Linked DNA regions of Homo sapiens: region 1 is linked to region 2. The links are chromatin loops, found by intact Hi-C in ENCODE. Cell type or tissue: heart right ventricle. All regions are shown on one strand. Each heading gives the region's core, and the rest is flanking DNA. Links, peaks and the distances in the headings are about the cores only.

Region 1 (9,415 bases), core at 396-8,395, 96 kb before region 2:
GATGCCTCTGATAGCTGTAGATTATTTGATATCCCTGTTCATATTTATAAGCTTGGAGATAGGTTCTACTCTGGTGCCTCTCATTTTAAATCTTTCACTATCTTATTCTGGGGCAGCACTGTTGATCTGCTTTATTTGTTCTCTACATTTTTTCATTTAGACACAATTCTTTCTTCAGAGCATTCTGTTGGTGAATTTTTCAAACATTTGGATAATCTTTTTTTTATTCTTTAGGAAATACTAAGGTAAAAACTATTAAAGTCAGGCTGACATCTCTCCAGAGAACATAAACCAAAAATTTGGACTCAGACTCAGTACACTGGCTTTATACATAAGGGTATTTCTAGATCAAAATTTATTTCACATATTATTATCTACCCACTGTTATCTTCTTTAGGCAATATTCTCTCCCTTTTATTTATCATGTATTGGACTATATCCTTTATTCCTTGAAAAAAAATCATGATTATGAGGCATGCTCCATTTTTGTCCTCCAGTAGTTAGAGAAATTGATAATCTCTTTTTTAAAATATGAGAGAAGCACTTCTTAAAATAACACCAAATATTATTTTTCAGAGTAGAATCTTATATGGTTGACTTGGTATAGTGGCATTGAACTTCTTTTGACATGATAGAATGGGATTTGGGATATTTAATATGTGCACGTACTGATGGAAGAAAGAGTTGGGAGGGTCAGCCTGTCAATTCTCCTTATCTTCCATTGGATGTAATAACCTGTTCTCAGAAACGTTGCAGTCAGTCCTTCATATCTTTCGCACTCCATTGTTATCACTGCCTTTTCCAGGCTTTGCCTATTGTTATGAATGTCAAACTGAAACAGCTGAGCAGGATCTACTTCCAAAAGGTTATTACTTGTAATTTTTCAATAGGAATATGTCTTTGATAATAAAATCTTATCCTAAATCCTTCACATGCCAAAAGGCCATATCCATCCTTGTAAAAGTCAGAACTAGAGCTGAAGGCCAGAAATGACTGAGATGCTTGGAAGAAGCTGGTGGCTGGAGGAGGAGAGTAGAAACATGTGTGGTTTGCCAGGCTACTGCTACAATCCCTGAGGCCCCAGTGCTCATATTCCCAGAGTCCATGGACAATCTCTAGGCTTATTATTTGCTTTCCCCAGTCTGTATTCACCACAGATACTTTAAGCTGCTTTTTAAGCCTTCCTTCTCATGTTACATCTCTCCTTCCTATTCATTTAACTGGTATTTCTCTTGCATAAAGAAATCAGACTGGGGCAGGACCTATATGGAGGAAACTACAAGATTTTTAAAATATGTATGTTTTAAAACAATCTAAATAAAGAAAAAGGCATATCACCTTCCTGGATGGGAAGATTTAATATGAAAATACACTTTTCAGATTACTGTACATATAATGAGAATTCCATTTTTGGGGGAGTGTAGTTAGCTAAATGATTTAAAACTATATAGAAAAATAACTGTGATTATAAATAAAAATTATTAGAAATGTGACCAGGTGCCGTGGCTCACACCTGTAATCCCGGCACTTTGGGAGACTGAGATGGGAGGATGGCTTGAGACCAGGAGTTTGAGACCAGCCTGGGCAACATAGTGAGATTGTCTCTATGAAAATTAAAAAATAAAATTTAGTCGGATGTGGTGGCATGCATCTGTAGTCCCAGCTACTTGGGATGCTGAGGTGGGAGGATCACTTGAACCCAAGAGTTCGAGGCTGCAGTGATTTATGATAGTGCCACTGCACTCCAGCCTGGGCAACAAAGTGAGACCCCATCTCTTTGTATACGTGAAATGTAAATTAGTAAGGCCAGATTCACCCTAATTAAGGCCAGATTTTAATAAGTTATTAAAGCTTATTATAAAACTGCTATAACAAAAGAGTACACAATTGGCACAGGAAAAACAATTGATCCACATAACCCTTGTGTATCTTTTACCAATAAAAATCAACTTTATAATCTTCTCTTTCAAAACTAAAACTGTGGGTAAATAGTTTTTTTAAAAAATTGTTTCACATTGTCAAGACAAAATTTCCCAAACGATCTACATTTGGAAAGAATTAATATTCTAGAAACCTGCACTCAATGGAGAGAACCTATAAAGAATTTGCGGGGATAGCGGTGAGTGAAAAGACATTTAACTTCACAGCTACCATCATGATCTTTCATCTGCTGTCATCCCCTCTTCCTTGAATTTTCTATAATTTGACTTATTATCTTTCCCATAGATATTTTATCTTACACAACATGTATAATAATAAACGTGTGCAATTACAAAAGAGATAAAAGTTTTTTAAGAAACAACAAACCCAAATAGTAAATCATTTTTCTTTGTTAAAGCAATATTTGGGAGGTAATATAGAGTATTGATTTTTATATTGAATTTTTGAAGGGTCTCTCAGCACAGTAAGCTTACAAGTTGCTTGGAATGATAGCACAAGCCTTGTGTGTTAAAGAAGGCTGGAATAGCTTATATTTTACATATGTGTCCTCAGCTCTGGAGCTTCCCTGTGTGGACCTCCTTCTGTTTTTCCTTTCTTCATTTTCAAGAGGTTTCTGTGAGCTCTCTGACTGAGGCAACAAGACATAACTAATCTCCAGGGACCCATTCTACTCTTTTCAAAAAAGATAAATCAATTTTTTTGATGTTAGGAAAATCACATTTACTGTCTACTGATTTTAGGTACCCAATAAATTTCTTTTTTTTCTTTTTTTTTTTTTTTGAGACGGAGTCTCGCTGTCGCCCAGGCTGGAGTGCAGTGGCGCGGACTCAGTGGCGCGGACTCAGCTCACTGCAAGCTCCGCCTCCCGGGTTCACGCCATTCTCTTGCCTCAGCCTCCCGAGTAGCTGGAACTACAGGCACCCGCCACCACGCCCGGCTAATTTTTTTTGTATATTTAGCACAGATGGGGTTTCACAGTGTTAGCCAGGATGGTCTCGATCTTCTGACCTCGTAATCCGCCCACCTCGGCCTCCCGAAGTGCTGGGATTACAGGCGTGAGCCCACGGTGCCTGGCCCTAAAATTGATTTTTCTATTCGGTAATCAAAGATCAGTTTCACACTATTTCCTTTCAAAATTAAAAGAATAATTGTACAAAAGTGTTTATTGTTTTCTCCATTTAGAGACAAGTCAACAAATACTCGTCTCACAAAAAAATTCCCACAAATCTGTAACCAGCCCATTCTCGCTATCTATAAATAACTGTTATAAAGCCTGTTGTAGGCCAGGCACGATGGCTCACGCCTATAATCCCAGCACTTTGGGAGGCCGAGGTGGGTGGATCACCTGAGGTCAGGAGTTCGAGACCAGCCTGGCCAATATAGTGAAACCCCGTCTCTACTAAAAATACATAAATTAGCCGGGTTTGTGGCAAGTGCCTGTAGTCCCAGCTACTCGGGAGGCTGAGGCAGTAGAATTACTTGAATCCAGGAGGCGGAGGTTGCAATCAGCCGAGATTGTGCCACTGCACTCTAGCCTGGGCAACAAGAGTGAGACTCCGTCTCAAAAAAAAAAATAAATAAATAAAATAAAACCTATTGTGAATGGTATTATCTACTTCAGATATTATCACCTCCGTAAGAGTGAGTATATATTTTATTAAAAAATAGATATATAATTTTAAAAAATGGAATTGCTGAACATTACTTTTATTGAAGTTTTAAAAATTCCTGAAATGAAGGGAAGGATGTAAGGGTCTCTTTTTTCCCACTCTAGAATACTGACTATTGTAAAGTTTTATTTATTCTTTATCTTTAGCTTTGTCTCTGTTCTCTAAAAACTGACTTTGTAGAATCTTATCTGGAGGTCTCTGGTTGAGAAAATAAGCCAGAAATCTGAACAGTTACAGTTTTCTGCCCTTATTTTCTCACAGGAATTGTTGTCATTGCTTCATTATTTTTGCATAGAAGTCATACAAATGCTATATATTTTCCAAAACTATTGAATAATTTTCTGAAGTGACAGTATAAACACTAATTTTTTATAATTTGGTTTTTACTTTTTGAAGATATTACTATTGTAAAATTTGAAGAGTAGATGTATTGACCAAATGTTGATAGAAGTCATTGCTGAAGGTTATTGAATCAGTTTGTTTGTTTTTCATCTATTATCTCATGTATATTTATTCCAAGTTCATTCTCCTTCATGTGCACTATGATCTTTTGCACACACTTCAACTTTATATATTTTAAACAAGCTGTTCTAGGAATATGGAAAGGCAGCCTCTGAGAAGGAAAACTTAGTCATGACACAGAGGAGCAAACAGCACTGAGAATTCATGCTTTCAAAAGTAATGAAAGAGGTGGTGAACTGTGTTGGGGTTGCACTCTTTAAATCTTGGAAGGATTTTATTATTTGCATTTTTTTCATCTTTTCATTCTGATTTTCATTCTTGGAGAAGCACAGGGGTTTCCTCAGTATTCAACTCCACTTTGCAACCCCACCTTCTGGTTCAGTCTCCTTGAAATTATGTTTCCAAAGGTCTGAATGAGTTAGTAAATGCCTACCATTCCCCTTCTTTTCTGGCAAAACATGGATTATTTCCCCAAAGTTATTAGTTAAATTTTTAATGAATATTACTTCAAAGCTGTAGAAACAATTATATGTATATTTATTTATTTACTTACTATGTCTGCATGTATGCATGTGTGTGTGTGTGTGTGTGTGTGTGTAGGGGGAAGGGGCTTGAAATATTAAGGAGCTAGAGAAGCCATCTCTCAAAGAAGGACATCCTTTAGTGATTCTATTTGACTCATGTTCTTTTTTTTTTTTTAAGCCCAAGAAATTTTTGTGATTAATTTTGGAATTTAAGTTAGCATTCTTTCTGACTCCAACCCATCCTTCCAGGCTTAGTTGAAATTTCAGCCCTAAGTGAGAAGAGACACTTGAATTCTCTTATATGAAACTTAGAGATATTTATATCCAGGTATTTTTTGTGTGTGTTCTTGTTTCCAGGATCCTTTAAGGCAGTGGCCGTGTGTTTCTCATTCCCTTCTTGTCTTTGAGGAAGCAATGTGGCGTAGTAGCAAGGTTGAAGGCTTTCAGTATAGACAGACATAGGTTTGAAGGCTGCTCTGATACTTTCAAGCTTGTCTCCTTGAACATTTTAACCTCTCTGAGGCTCAGTTAGCTGGCAGATATCTATGAGGAATAAATGAAGTGATCCAAAATATTTGTGACATTAGATGGGCAATAAATTAGTTTTATTTCCTCCCTATCTCTTATAGCACCTATGCTTAGGCTAGCACATAACAGATATGGAGCAAATTTACATTGAGTGAATCAATGGCTAAAGTAATAGAATTTCAATTTGTTATAATTATTAACAAATATAACATATGTAATGTGTTATAATACACATCATTATGAGTATGCAATCCTAAAACTATGTATAATGTTTTATAAACTTTTTTTGCTATTTCTGAACGCAAGAATCATCATTTCTTTTACTTGATTTTCAACATCCTAAGGTTTGCCTTCATCATGTTTATGCCAAGAGTTAAACAGATGGTTTCTGAATTTTAGCCCAAATCACTCAGTTTCTTTATTGGTCTGTCATCTGTACTGGTCCCTGTCTCCATTAGACTGTAGCCCTTTTCATGATTACCTTGGCATTCTTCCAAGTGAAGCCTTCTAATTTTAGAGTCACAATGCTGGAAGAACAAATCACAGATGTGCATTGAAGTATGCACAGTATGGGTACGGAGCTATTTCTAAGAGTCATAGTAAAAAAGGTCTTTTACACTAAAGAATCATTCGAAAACTTAGTGTATTTCCTTTTCTTTTTCTTTGTATGGTCCAAGAATGCTACATTATTTTTCTCACATGACACTGACATTTGAGAAACTAAAAATATTTTATCAAAATATTTATTTTCCAAATGTAGGCTACATCTCTAATACATTTATAGGTCATAATTTTAAATGTTTTCAATTCAAAACAAGCTTCTGTTTCTATATTATTAATATAGAACGTTTTACCCTTTTTAACTTACTAAGAGTACTTTATCCAAAAATGTTTTTCTGAAGGAGGTCAAGAACTTCACCATTACTAGAGTCCAAACTTTTCCAAGACCAGAATTATGCAATATGTAGGTCACTGTGGAGTCTCTTGGATTTTCACAGATCTGATTTCAAACACAAACTGACCGTAGTTGCCACCTATCCTTGGTCAAGTAGAAAGATACTTCTTTTCGGCATCCTATAGCTGCAGTAAAATAAAATAGAAAAAAAGTAGAGGAATTGTTTGATTGATTTGTCCAGTGTAGATGCTGTAAATAGATTTTGAGAGAAAACAAATTTTTTGAAAAGTAAGATCTAGAATTTAAATTGTAAGCTACTGCTAATTTATTTATAATGTCCATTTGTGAAGGGCCCTAGCTTGCTGGAACCACCTTGGTTTTTAAAATAAAGGTAAATTGTTTGGACCCCATCTCAGGTTTCTAATTATCTTTGGAGGGAGAAATGGGAGAGGAGGCAAGAGGTAGAGGCTTGTGTTTTTTCTAGCCTTCTCTTGATTCCTAGTTCCTGCATTTGCTGATTTTGCAATTTCTAAACTCTTTCCCTTCTGCGTGTCTGCCACGTTTTCTGCATTGCATTGCCTCACTGGACATCCTCCAGCTCTTTATTTCCCAAAGTGTTAAGTTAATGTTAGCTGATTTTATTAAAATATTAAAAATATGGGACAAGGAAAGTAAAAATTACATTGCAGTCAGAAACAAAAGTCCTGTCTGCCAAAGAATTTTCCTTGACACTCTACTAGGTTATCAGTGACCTATCATTGAAGCTGGGCCCTCTCTCTTCTTGGAAATCCCCAGCTTTGTCTTCCTTACCTTGCACACTGGCAGCCCCAGTTGCCTTTCACTTCCTGTGCAAAGCTGCTCACTCTCCCTTTGTCTCACCATGGACATTCAGGGGTTCTAACATAGGACTTCATCTTCTCATATATACTGCTAGGCAGTGGTTTTCTTGCTTTCTTTTTCTAGAGTACATTCTAGAAGAAGCTTGTCCAACCTGAGGTCCGCAGGCCACATGTGGCCCAGGATGGCTTTGAGGTTTGTGTTTGACCCAACACAAACTTGTAAAGTTTCTTAAAACATTATGAGATTTTGCATGGACCTTTTTTTTTTTTTTAAGCTCATCAGCTATTGTTAGTGTTAGTATTTTATATGTAGCCCAATGCAATTCTTTCTCCTCCAATGTGGCGCAGGGAAGCCAAAAGATTGGATACCTGTATTCTAGAAGAATTTTGTATCCCCTCATAGATTTTTAAATTGATGTCTAATAGTTGCTATCTTATGTTTAAGTAATTGCAAAGGATATCATTCCTGGTATATTTTCTACATGTTCTTAGTCTATTTAAAATACATATCAAAAGTTACAGGTTTATTATAGTTCACTCAGTTATGAAAAATGGGTGCCATATAACCTAATTCTCAAAGCCAGTTCTTATTACCAAACTAATCATCCAATCCAATTTATCTTCTAACAGAAAAGGTCTGATTTCATTCTTTCAATTCAAATAAACATGTTAATATGTGTTGCTGTGACACTCATCTCACTTTTGAATTCTGATTCGTAGATCATCAGGTGGACAAACATGGTTTGTAAGCAAGGACTAGTGGACAAATAGGTGAAAGAAGACATGTCTGCTTTTGGTATTTCTTTCCTGTGCCTGTTTTACTTTGCTCTCAAGGGCTTTTCCCTTAGGTTCCATGTGTTATCTAATTGCCCTTTTGTTTGGCAGCCAAGAGATGTTTATACCTCAAGGAAAAAGCACTAGAGTAAAAATCGGGATAGCTGAGAGGCAAGATATTCCATCGTAAAGTCAGGAAAAGGTGATTGTATTGGGGAGATGGGAAAAGAGAATTGGGCCACAGTCTTTTATTCAACAGATCAGTTTTAGAAAAGAGTGAATATGGAAGTTGAGTATCAGGGAATTGATTTCCTTAACATTTGCTCTCATGTGCCCTCTGGGTATGTGAATATAATTCGAAGATGATTATAATGTATTCTAAACAAAGACATTTTCCTTATAAAATATAGACTACCTCTCAGGGAAAGAAATTTTCCTTGTAAAATATAGACTACCTCTTAGGGAAAGCATATTGTAAAATAAGCATATTTTACAGGGTTATCCAGATACTATGCTAGGCATTGTATACTTGACTTGGTTATATAAATGATATGTACAGCGAAGACTACATAGAATTTATAGTATTGTAAAATTCAAATGCTGGAATAAAATCTGGACTTCTAAGCAATAGGAAGTACAATGAGGAGCAAACCAGTAGCTTGTCCCCTTGATGTCCCCTAGGCAGGGGCAAACTTTTTCTATATAAGGCAGAGAGTAAATACATAGCCTTTATGGAACATAAGGTCTCTTTCACCACTCTGCTATTGTAGTGTGAAAACAGCCATAGACGTGTAAACGAGTGAGTAAACCAAAAAGTGTCTGAGACAGGTCTCAATCAATTTAGAGGTTTATTTTGCCAAGGTTAAGGATGTGCCCGGGAAAAAGGAATACAAAACCACAGGGACATTTGTGAGTCCTGCTTTTTCCAAAGAGAGTTTGGGGACTTCCATGTTCAAAGGAGGAAGAACAGGCAGTGGGGGAAAGAGGAAGGGGAGAAAAAAGGAAGGAGGGTAGATAAAAGGGGCAAATGCTTGCATTCTTTTGGGTCTTTGATCAGTGTTCACTGAATCCACATTTTACATGTGAAAGAGGTGATAGAGGAATAGTCAACTGTATATTCATCTAGCCCACAGAAAATGGTCAATTTATATAAGTAAACATAGAGTAGCTACCTGTGGAGACCTCTGGCCTTCTATCTGTAGCTATTTGCTTAGGAACAAAAGGAAAGGCAGTTCCAGCTTAATATTTCCCTTTGGCATAGTGAATTTGTGGTCCTGAGATTTTATTTTTCTTTCACATTTCCAATAAAACTTCATTTACAAAGTCAAGCAGTGAGCTGGATTTGGTCTGTTGGCCATAATTTGCCAACTCATACCCTATGCTATGGCTGCATACAGGGGAGAAGGAGAATAGGGTCCAATATATGTGGCTGCATGTAAGCTCCAGACTTTTGTAGGTGTAAAAATGATATAATTTTGAACCATTTATGAAATCCTGGCCAGTTAAAAATTCAATCATAATTGATCATCACATTATTTAGTTTTATTGTTCAGAAGAAGAAATAAAGCTCCCCCCCCCCATTTTATATTTAGTGGCTTTCAGTGTCAATATATCCAGTCAGGATTTCTGATTCAAATCATAATTTTTACCCACTAAGTGTATTTACCTACATTTTATAAAATAGAAAAGATAATTTAAAAATTGGCAATAATAACTGCTTTAAGCCTAGACTATCTAATAATAAAATCCAAGGATGTCTTCTACCTCTTTTAATTCAGCACT
Region 2 (9,415 bases), core at 776-8,775:
TTCTCTTAAAGTATGAAGTTTGATAGTAAGAAATTCAATGAAATGTTTGGGATCTTATCTCCAAATTCAAAATATGGTATTGTAAAAATAGTTTCCTCTAGTTCTTAGTTAAATTAGGAAGGAAAGAAAGAAAGAAGGAAGAAAGGAGGGGGGAGAGGAAGGGAGGGAAGGAGGAAAGAAGGAAAGGAGAGGGAAGGAAGAAGAAAGGAAGGGACAGATTGGGATTGGAAAAATAAATTAGTTTTAGCTCCAAATACTGAAACACTCATTAACATTCACATTAAATTGTAAAAGAAGCAAGAAGCCTGAATGTAAGGAGAGTTTCTAGATTATTAAAAAAATATTATAAAGCATAATATATAATATGATCCCTTTTTATGAATGTCACATTCTTACAACTTTTCTATACATTTGAAGTTATTTCCAAACAAATTTAAAAGGAGTGAAATGAACATCAATACTGCAACAAGCTATCACCACACTCTTGTTAGAATGGCTATTATCAAAGAGGCAAGAGGTAAGGGTGTGGGGAAAGTGTTGGCAAGGGTGTGGAGGAAAGGGAACTCTTGCACACTGTTGGCAAGGATGCAAATTGATACAGCTATTATAGAAAACAGTACGGAGGTCTCTCAAAAAATTAAAAGTAGAACTACTACATGATTCAGTCATCCCATTTCAGGATATATAAATGAAATAAAATGAAGAAAATGAAATTAGTATCTTGAAGAGATATCTGCACCCTTATGCATTATTCACAGTAGCCGTGGAATCAACGTGTGTCCATCAACAAATAAATGGATTAAGAAAAAATACATTATGTATATGATGGAATATTATTCAGCCTTAGAAAAGGAAATCTTTCCATTTGTGACAACAGAGATGACCCTACAGGATATTATGCTAAGTGGAATAAGCCAGACATAGAAAGATGAATACAGCAATAGCTCATTTGTATGTGGAATCTGAAAAAGTTGAACTCACATAGAACCAGCAAGTAGAGTAGGAGCCAGGGGATGCCTGGAGCTAGAGGATGGGGAAAATGGGTATATGTTGGCCAAAGGGTACAAACTCTCAGTTAAAAGATGAGTAAATTTTGGGGATCTATTGCATGGCATGTGACTACAGTTAATAATACTGTATTATGTACTTTAAATTTGCTAAGATAGTAGATATTAAGTGTTCTCACTACAAAAAAGTGGTAATCATGTGAGGTGATGGATATGTTAATTAGCTTGGTTGGGGTAATCATCTTACAATGCAAAAATATATCAAATCATCATATTGTACACCTTAAATATATACAATTTTTATTTTGTCAATTATACCCCAATGAATCTTGGGGGAGGGAAGACAACATATGTTTGTTAGATATATAGAAAAATAGATAATGGATGGATGTAAAGAGAAATGAGTATATAGATAGATGGATACAGAATTTGAAAGATGGGGAGGGTTGGGGGAGCGTGAGTGGGGTTTGTAAATGAGCATTCTGCCTTCTCATGGAAACTGTAAACTAAATAGTCAAAGTAAATGAGTGGACTGCCTGATAGCATTAACTTAAGACAGGTTAAGGGAGAGAACTGAAACTAAATGCACTAAAACCATCAACGGTGGATATCTTTGAATTGTAAGGTTATGGTGATCTCTAGTTTCTTTGTGCTTTTCTGTATGTTCTAATCTTTCTGATTTTGTTGGTAATAAATAAGAATTTGTTCTATATATTTATAGAACAAATATATAAGAATTGTTCTATATATTTATATGTGAATATATATGTATATAATATATATACTGAATATATATATACTGAATACATATATATTCAGTATATATAATATAATTTATATAATATATAATATATATTATTTATATATAATAATATATATTATATATTATATATGTATATATTATATATATTATATATATAAAATATATATTATATATTATATAAATATATATAAATTTATATATATAAATATATCTATAATATATATAAATTTATATATAAATATATCTATAATATATCTAAATTTATATATAAATATATCTATAATATATCTAAATTTATATATATAAATTTATATATATTATATATATTTATATATAATATATATTTTATATATAATATATATTTTATATATAAATATATATTATATATAATATATATTTTATATATAATATATATTTATATATATTATATTTATATATATAATATAAATAAATATATAATATAAATATAATATATATAATATTATAATATAATAATTATAATTATATTATATAGAAAATATATATAATATAATGATTATAATTATTATAATGTTATAATATATATAATATTATAATAATATATACTATATACTATATATATATATATATATATATATATATTCAAAACCAGATCAGACCCCCGTCTATTCATCTCAGGCAACTGTATTTATCTAGAGTACCCCAAGGCTGTATGTAACACTCCTGCAGTTTAAGGTAAGACCATGACTGAGACTGATAGTTCTTATTGTGCTAGAAAGTTTAATGGCCAATGGCTCATTGGGATGGTATCCATCATAGAACCATTGGGCAGCTATATGCAGGAAAACTTCTATCTCAGTTTAAAAATGTATGTTAATCAGGAGTTGGAAACTAGCCTGGCCAACATGGTGAAACCCCATCTTTACTAAAAATATAAAAATTAGCCGGGCATCATGGCACATACCTATAATCCCAGCAACTGAGGAAGCTGAGGCAGGAGAATTGCTTGTACTTGGGAGGCAGAGGTTGCAGCGAACTGAGATATCATGCCACTGCACTCCAGCCTGGGCGATACAGTGAGACTCCATCTCAAAAAAAAAAAAAAGGTTGTTAAAATTATTTTTGATAAGAATTCAGAATTTTTTGAATGATAATTAATGCATATACTGTTTTGAAAACCAAGTTGCCATCAACAGCTATTAAGCTAATCTTCTTTTACATTGACCTCTCTAGCTTCTGAGGCCTGGCCTTAGCCTCCTCCTCTTGAAGGATCCCTGAGCACTCAGCCATCAACCCCTCTTCTGACCCTGAAGTGCTCAAATTTGGACCTTGGCATCTGCTCCTCTGTGACGTTAGTTACCTTTTTATAGCTGAGTGTTCTGCTTCTCAGAGTAATTGTAAGCCAAATACCCAGGAGATATGAGGAGACTGCCTGACCAGCAGGAGGTTATGGCTGGTGCCAGGTTAAAGGATTTCAAACAAAAAATTGAAAGAGAACATAGGGATTGGCGTCTTATATGGTAGGGACTTAATGGACTTAATGAAAGTGGGGGACTTACTATTTCATTAAGTCCAGGCACTGGAAGGTTCAGAACACAGGTCTGAAACCCAGACGCCTGGCTCTATGGAATCACCCTCTGCCTCGGTTTTCTCATATGTAAAGTGGGAATAATAACACTGTCCATGTCAAAGAGTTGATGTTAGAATTACAACAAATTAATACATGTAGAGCACCTAGGGTAGCACTTGGCACCTAATACATGTTAGTTCTTATTATAAGAATAGTATGTTTATTTTCTCATTGTAAAAGTAATTCAGAAAGTTTAGAAAACAGATACAAGGAAAAATAAGGAATTAAATATATCCCAAATTCTCAATGCTCAGATATAAAGTCCTCAGTTATAATCACTGTTAATATTCTGATTTTCTTGAATTTGATTTTCTCTCTCCCTCTCCTCCTCTCTGTATGTATTTATATATATTTTAATTCATTTTACCAAAAAGGATATAATACCATAGAGAACTTTACAGCTCGTCTTTTGCACTTAACAATATGGTGAGCATTTTTCACATAATTATTTATATGAACACTTACAAATGTCCTAGTATTACTTGGAAAAGAACTAAACCAATAAGGGCAGATTTGGCAGTTTGAAGTTTAAATGTCTTTCAAATGTGTCCATGAAGAGAATGAAAACATGAAAAAATGTAATTTTCTATTCTAAATATTCAAGCAGTAAAACTGGAAAATGTCAAGAGATTGTATATTGAGCTTTTAAAGTACTAAAAATAGTATTAATAACATTGAGAAATCTGGCCCTGTTCTCCTTTTAGGAGGAATTTGATTACTTAATTTTATAAAATAAAGTATTAAATTATTTTCCCTTATTTTTAATTTCATGTGTATTTATAGAAAAAGAAATTGTTGTACTTTATCCAGAGAGCAGAAGAGATTTTGAGCTCGTGCATTGAATACTTTTATAAATTTAGTCAGGATCTGACCAACGCACTTGTGTGTTCCTCCAGCTATTAGGGAGACTCCAGCCCCTTGCCAGGCGAGAGAGTGGATGGTCACCCTCCATGGAGGAAGTGTTTCCCAAGGGTGTCTGCTGGGGAAGGAAAGCATGATGCAGTGCAGGTGAGCCTTTGGAGGAGGTGGCAGCTGGAGCACCAGTGATATGGATTTGGGTTCTTCCCACAGCTCAGGAGCCAGTTGCATAGGGTCCAATCCTGTCACCTGACTAACTTTGTAACCTCAGACAAGTCATTAACCTCTGGGTGCATCACTTTCCTCCTAATTGTGCTTCCCTCATAGAGTTCTAGTGAACTATACTAGGCTACACATAAGATGCTCAGACAGGGCCTGGCCTACACACAGTATGCACTCCATAGAGTGCATATATATATATAATATGGGTGATATGATACATAATATTAAAATAGAAATACCAAAAGTTGATGAAATCAGCTCTTTGCATTCTGATCCATAAATTTAATGAATTTATATTTTGGTGATTTAAGATATTTTGTATGGAGACAATGTCTAATACAATGTGCCTCTCTCCCATAGTTTCATGATATGACTATCAGAATATTTTTATTTGTCCAGTGCTTCTTCAGAAAAATTGCTTAGACTTAGAGGGGGTGTTGGCAGGGGCCTCTCACATTTGATTCACTTCCTTACATCAGAAGGAGAATGCATTGGTAATCCGTCAGGGAGCTTTGAGATCTGTCCTCATTCAAGGACAGACTACTTGGCTACAGGACCCAGAAACTTAAAAATATAAGATTTGAAGATATAGGTTTAAATTAAGTCTGAATTCTGATCACCGAAGCAAATATCGAATGCTGTCTAAACCTGGGGACTATTGCTTTCTTGGCAGTATGGCTAATATAAACCCTGGCTTAACGGAATGTGAGTTCCTGAGCCCTTTCCCCACAGGAGTGTTGACAGCACTTCCACGCTTCCACACAAATATAGCTGATGTTCCTTGCACTTATGTGGATTTCTGGAAAACGCTCTGGGTTTGGCCTTACCACTGAAAATGACTTTGGGGAGAGTGAGGCAGAGTAACCATTGGCAGTCGTGCTTCACGTCTTCGTGAAAGTTGACAGGAGCTGACGTTTCCTGGCTACATCCCAATGGTCTGCATTTGGATAGTTGTCAGTATCCTGAACCCAGTCAAAGGAAGAGAGAAGCCCAGGTTTTGGAGGGCACATTCAGGTTTGTCTGACCTAAACATCCACCTGAAACAGGCTGCCATACAGTCTCTGCCCAAAGATTTCTCATAAAGTAGAACTTTCCCATGCACAAGGTAACCCACTATTCACTATTGCATGAATTAGTATTATTAAATCCCTGTTTTATATGAAAGTGGGGTCTCCTTCCATGTTGCTCTCACTGGTGCTTTCTGGCTTTCTACATTGACATTGGGTAAATCGATGCTGTCTTGACCACATTTCACATTTCCCAATGCTGAAGATAGCTATCACAGGTTTCTGGTTTTTCTAAAGAAGTCCAAGCTAAAAATGTCCATTTTCTCCTAACTGTTCCTCATATAACTTGACTTCTAGACTCCTTCTATCTTGGTTTCCCAGCAGCAAACACTTTCTAGTTTATTATTTTCTCCAATAAAATGTGGCTTATGTTCCAGCAGAGGCCTGACCCATGCAGAACACTGAGGCCATTGCTTCCAGTGATCTGTTGAGGTTTTGTTTTGTTTTGTTTTCTAGCTGCTGTGTCATGATCTTGGCTCACATTGAGCCTGCCTTCAATAAAACCCCTGGATCTTTTCACAGGACTCCTGCCAAGCCACAGCTCCTCCCTCAATATTTGTGGAATTGATAGTTTAAAAAATAACATTCACATTTTTTCATATTATAAAAGCAATCCACAGTAATTGTAGGAAATTTAGAAAATGTAGTTAAGTAAATATTTTTAAAAATCAGCAATAATCACACTATTCAGAGAGATCTACAGCTGACACTTTGGTGATTATCAGGGGTAGCAAACTCAGATACCAGCAGGGTCTAGGCAAATGTGATAGATGCATGAAGAAGGCTGGGAGTGAGACACTAGGGCATAAGTGGACCAGTTGCCATTTAAAAATGCCAGTCATTATTCAGCTCCTGGCTACCAATTGCTCTCTAGAAGTGAGGGCTCCAAAAAGCCTGAAACGGAAAATCTAAATGTTTTCAAGAGACATTGTAAATGCAGAATTTTATGAGAAATCTCCTTATTAAGTATTAGCATCAAATTTATGTTGACCAATGAATTTACATCTTTAGACCTTCTTGAGTCCTTGAACTGCTAGCAGTGTGGCCCCTCTCGTGTACATCCTTCCATTTTGCCTTCTTTCTTCTCTCCATCTCTCGGAAAATAATGGGCTTATTCTCTATTATATAACAACTGGCAGTGACGTGTGATCATGTGAGTTAACCCTAGATATCTTTGCATAGCTGACCACTCCTTTTTGGCTTCCCTCTCATTGTCACTATTATCCACACAGAATCATTTCTTTCCTTTCTTCCACATAGCCTTCTCATTTCCACTGCCCAGTTTGTGCTGGGTTAGATCCCTGCCTGAGCTTCACTCCATGTTCATATCTATCACTCCATGATTTGGCCCAAAACACCGCCTCTCTTTACTGTGCTCCTCATTCTCAGACTGCAGAAAAGATAAGCCTTTGGAGTCCAAATGACCCATGTTCAAACCCAGCTCTGCACTTTAATAAGCAGTACAACCCTGTGGAAAATTACTTTGACCTCTCCAAAACCTAGTTTTCACAGCTGCAATGTTAGAGATAATAATGCTTACCTTGAAAAAATAGTTTAGAGGATTAATAATACTGTATATAAAGTATCTCAGGAAATTGTAGCTGTTATAATAATATTATACTTGGTTTTAATAATCTGTGAGTGTTTATAACTGTTCTCCCCAACTTAATTAGGAAATAATAGCCACCTTAAGATATTCATTGAATAAGTGAATAAATTCAAAAATGAGTGAGTGAAGAAATGGAAAAGCACAAGCAGGCTGGAAGATCCAAGTTATTCTTAAAGATAGAGATACAGGAAAGTACTCCAAACCAAGAAAGGAAGAAAAGCACTCACACTTGGTAACTGTTTCTTTCCTACTTGACCCTGACTTTTTACGTTACAGAGAAATGCTGGCATTAGAACAAGTGCCTCCTCAGACTAATATTGAATTTAATCATTAATTACTAAACAAATTGTGTACTCTGTGATTTTTCCAATAGGTAGGAAACAGACTTCTCAACTCAGCCTTCTTGGAAATGTTTCATCACACTAGAGACGTGTCCCTAACTTATCCAGTGGCCGACCTTTCCCTGAACACCTAAAAATACATACATTGCAGTGCCAGCTTCTGGACAGATGCTCACCTCACCCTGCTCGTTGGAAGCTCCACCTAAGCCTTGTTGCCAGGAAATGCCACAAGGCCTGTGGGGCTGCTTTGTAGGCTCAATAGATAGGTTTTAAGTAAATGGTTGGCCAAAAAATATTCATTGGAAAGAGATAAAAAATCTTTTATTCACCCTCTCCCTCATTCTCTGCACTTCACTAGCTGAATAATCCTGTGGAAAATTAGTTGACTATCTCTGAAATTTAGCTCCTCACCCATGAAACTGGGATAATAATAACTACTTCTCACTCTCTGTGAACTCCAGTATTAGTTAGGTTGCCTTTGGCTGCAAGTAAAAGAAAGCCTGACTAAAAGTAGCTAAACAACAAGGACATTCATGATCTTAAATAACAAGATGTCTAAAAGTAGATGGTTCAGAAGCCTGTTGATGTCTGGGCCCCAAGACAGCCTCTCTGTAGTTCTCCTGGCTCCTGTCATGGTAGTACGATGACAGTCATCACATCCCCTCATGATAGCATGACTTTTAACACAGGAACCAAAGGGCTCTCCTGTGTGGTTTTTTTGTTGTTGTTTAACTTAAGGAGAAAAAGCTTCCCTGGAAACCACTAGAAGATTTCTTTTTAAGTTCCACTGGCCAGACATCAACCACATACCCATGCCTAAACTGGGACAGAAGGAATTATTAAGATTGGTTCATACCAACGGTGGGTCATCCCCTGGGGCTGGAGGAAAGCATCAGCCTCCCTTCCCTGAACACCTTGCATCCTTATATCTGAACAAAATGGGATGTTGAGCATCCAGGAAAAAGAAGAAATGATCGTTAAATAATAGCTAATAGTGATCACTATTATTTATTGCTGGGTAGCCATGTACCAAGCTCTGTCTTAGAGACTTTTTGTATGTGAACACCTGTAATGCATCTCTATGACTTAGGAGCTGGCATTCACATTTTACAGACAGGGAAACAGAGCCTTGATAGGTTAAATCAATTTCCCAGTGTCACACAGGTAGCAAGCTGGTATGTAGAAAGGCCAGCTTTAAAGCCAGGCAGATGGTCTCCAAATCCTACACAATGCAGCCTCAATCTATGCTAGCCTCCCCTATAAGGGTCTGCCACCCTCTCCACTGGGCAAAGACAACCCTGAACCACCCAAAATAAGGTCTTAGATAAGTGAAGTGAGTACATGAAGACTGGGTAAGTGCTCAGGTTGCCAGAGCAACAATATGGTTACCCACCTAGTGGATAGTTTCTACTGACAACATTGATAATAAATCCTGCTTATCATAGGCCAGGGATCCTTATGACCTATTTCAATCAATCATTATAACAACCAGCAAGTTCAATATTCTTTCCCTTATGCTAAAATAGAAAATGAGGCTCAATTAACTTGCCCAAGGAGGTGAGAACCTAGATTTGAACTCAGTTTTGCTTGATTCCAAGGTCCATGCTCTTTGTTCCTGCACCCCTCAGCTTATTAAAACATTTAATAAATGAATAAAGTTTACATTTACATCAGCCAGGAATCAGTCCTCCAGCATGCAGGGAATTCCCCCACTGAAATATCAACCAGGAAGAGTAACCACCCCAGGAGGCAGGAATTATGAAGCTGTGATTCATTAATAATTAACCAACAGATTTAACCATGGAGAAAAAAGAATATTTATGTAGCTGGTCCTTCATATAAAGCTGTCAAGAGTTTGTTTCTACTTCTGTTAAGACATTTATTGTATCTTTACAGTTTATTATAAATTCATTGGTGTCCTGATCTCACTTTGAGATGG

The links. A loop is a pair of places that touch in the nucleus more often than their neighbours do. Peaks named below come from ENCODE experiments on the same cell type or tissue, not always from the same donor. Only the 100,000 strongest peaks of a DNase experiment are listed, where the experiment ranks them.
Region 1: a loop joins it to region 2, with 5 times the contacts of the local background. A loop is called at or near these places in 10 of 110 quality-filtered maps.

What each region holds. Positions count from the first base shown.
Region 1 is chr6:46,602,721-46,612,135 of GRCh38, reverse strand. The region is part of intron 7 of CYP39A1 (cytochrome P450 family 39 subfamily A member 1); the gene reads left to right. Among named protein-coding and RNA genes, the nearest start is that of CYP39A1, 45 kb to the left of the region's middle. RefSeq lists an enhancer at 6,947-6,996. In heart right ventricle, for the core only: no CTCF peak of the experiment used is centred there; no DNase peak of the experiment used is centred there; H3K27ac peaks cover 960 bases.
Region 2 is chr6:46,507,420-46,516,834 of GRCh38, reverse strand. All of the region lies in intron 1 of RCAN2-DT (RCAN2 divergent transcript), which reads right to left. Among named protein-coding and RNA genes, the nearest start is that of RCAN2-DT, 20 kb to the right of the region's middle. In heart right ventricle, for the core only: no CTCF peak of the experiment used is centred there; no DNase peak of the experiment used is centred there; H3K27ac peaks cover 7,274 bases.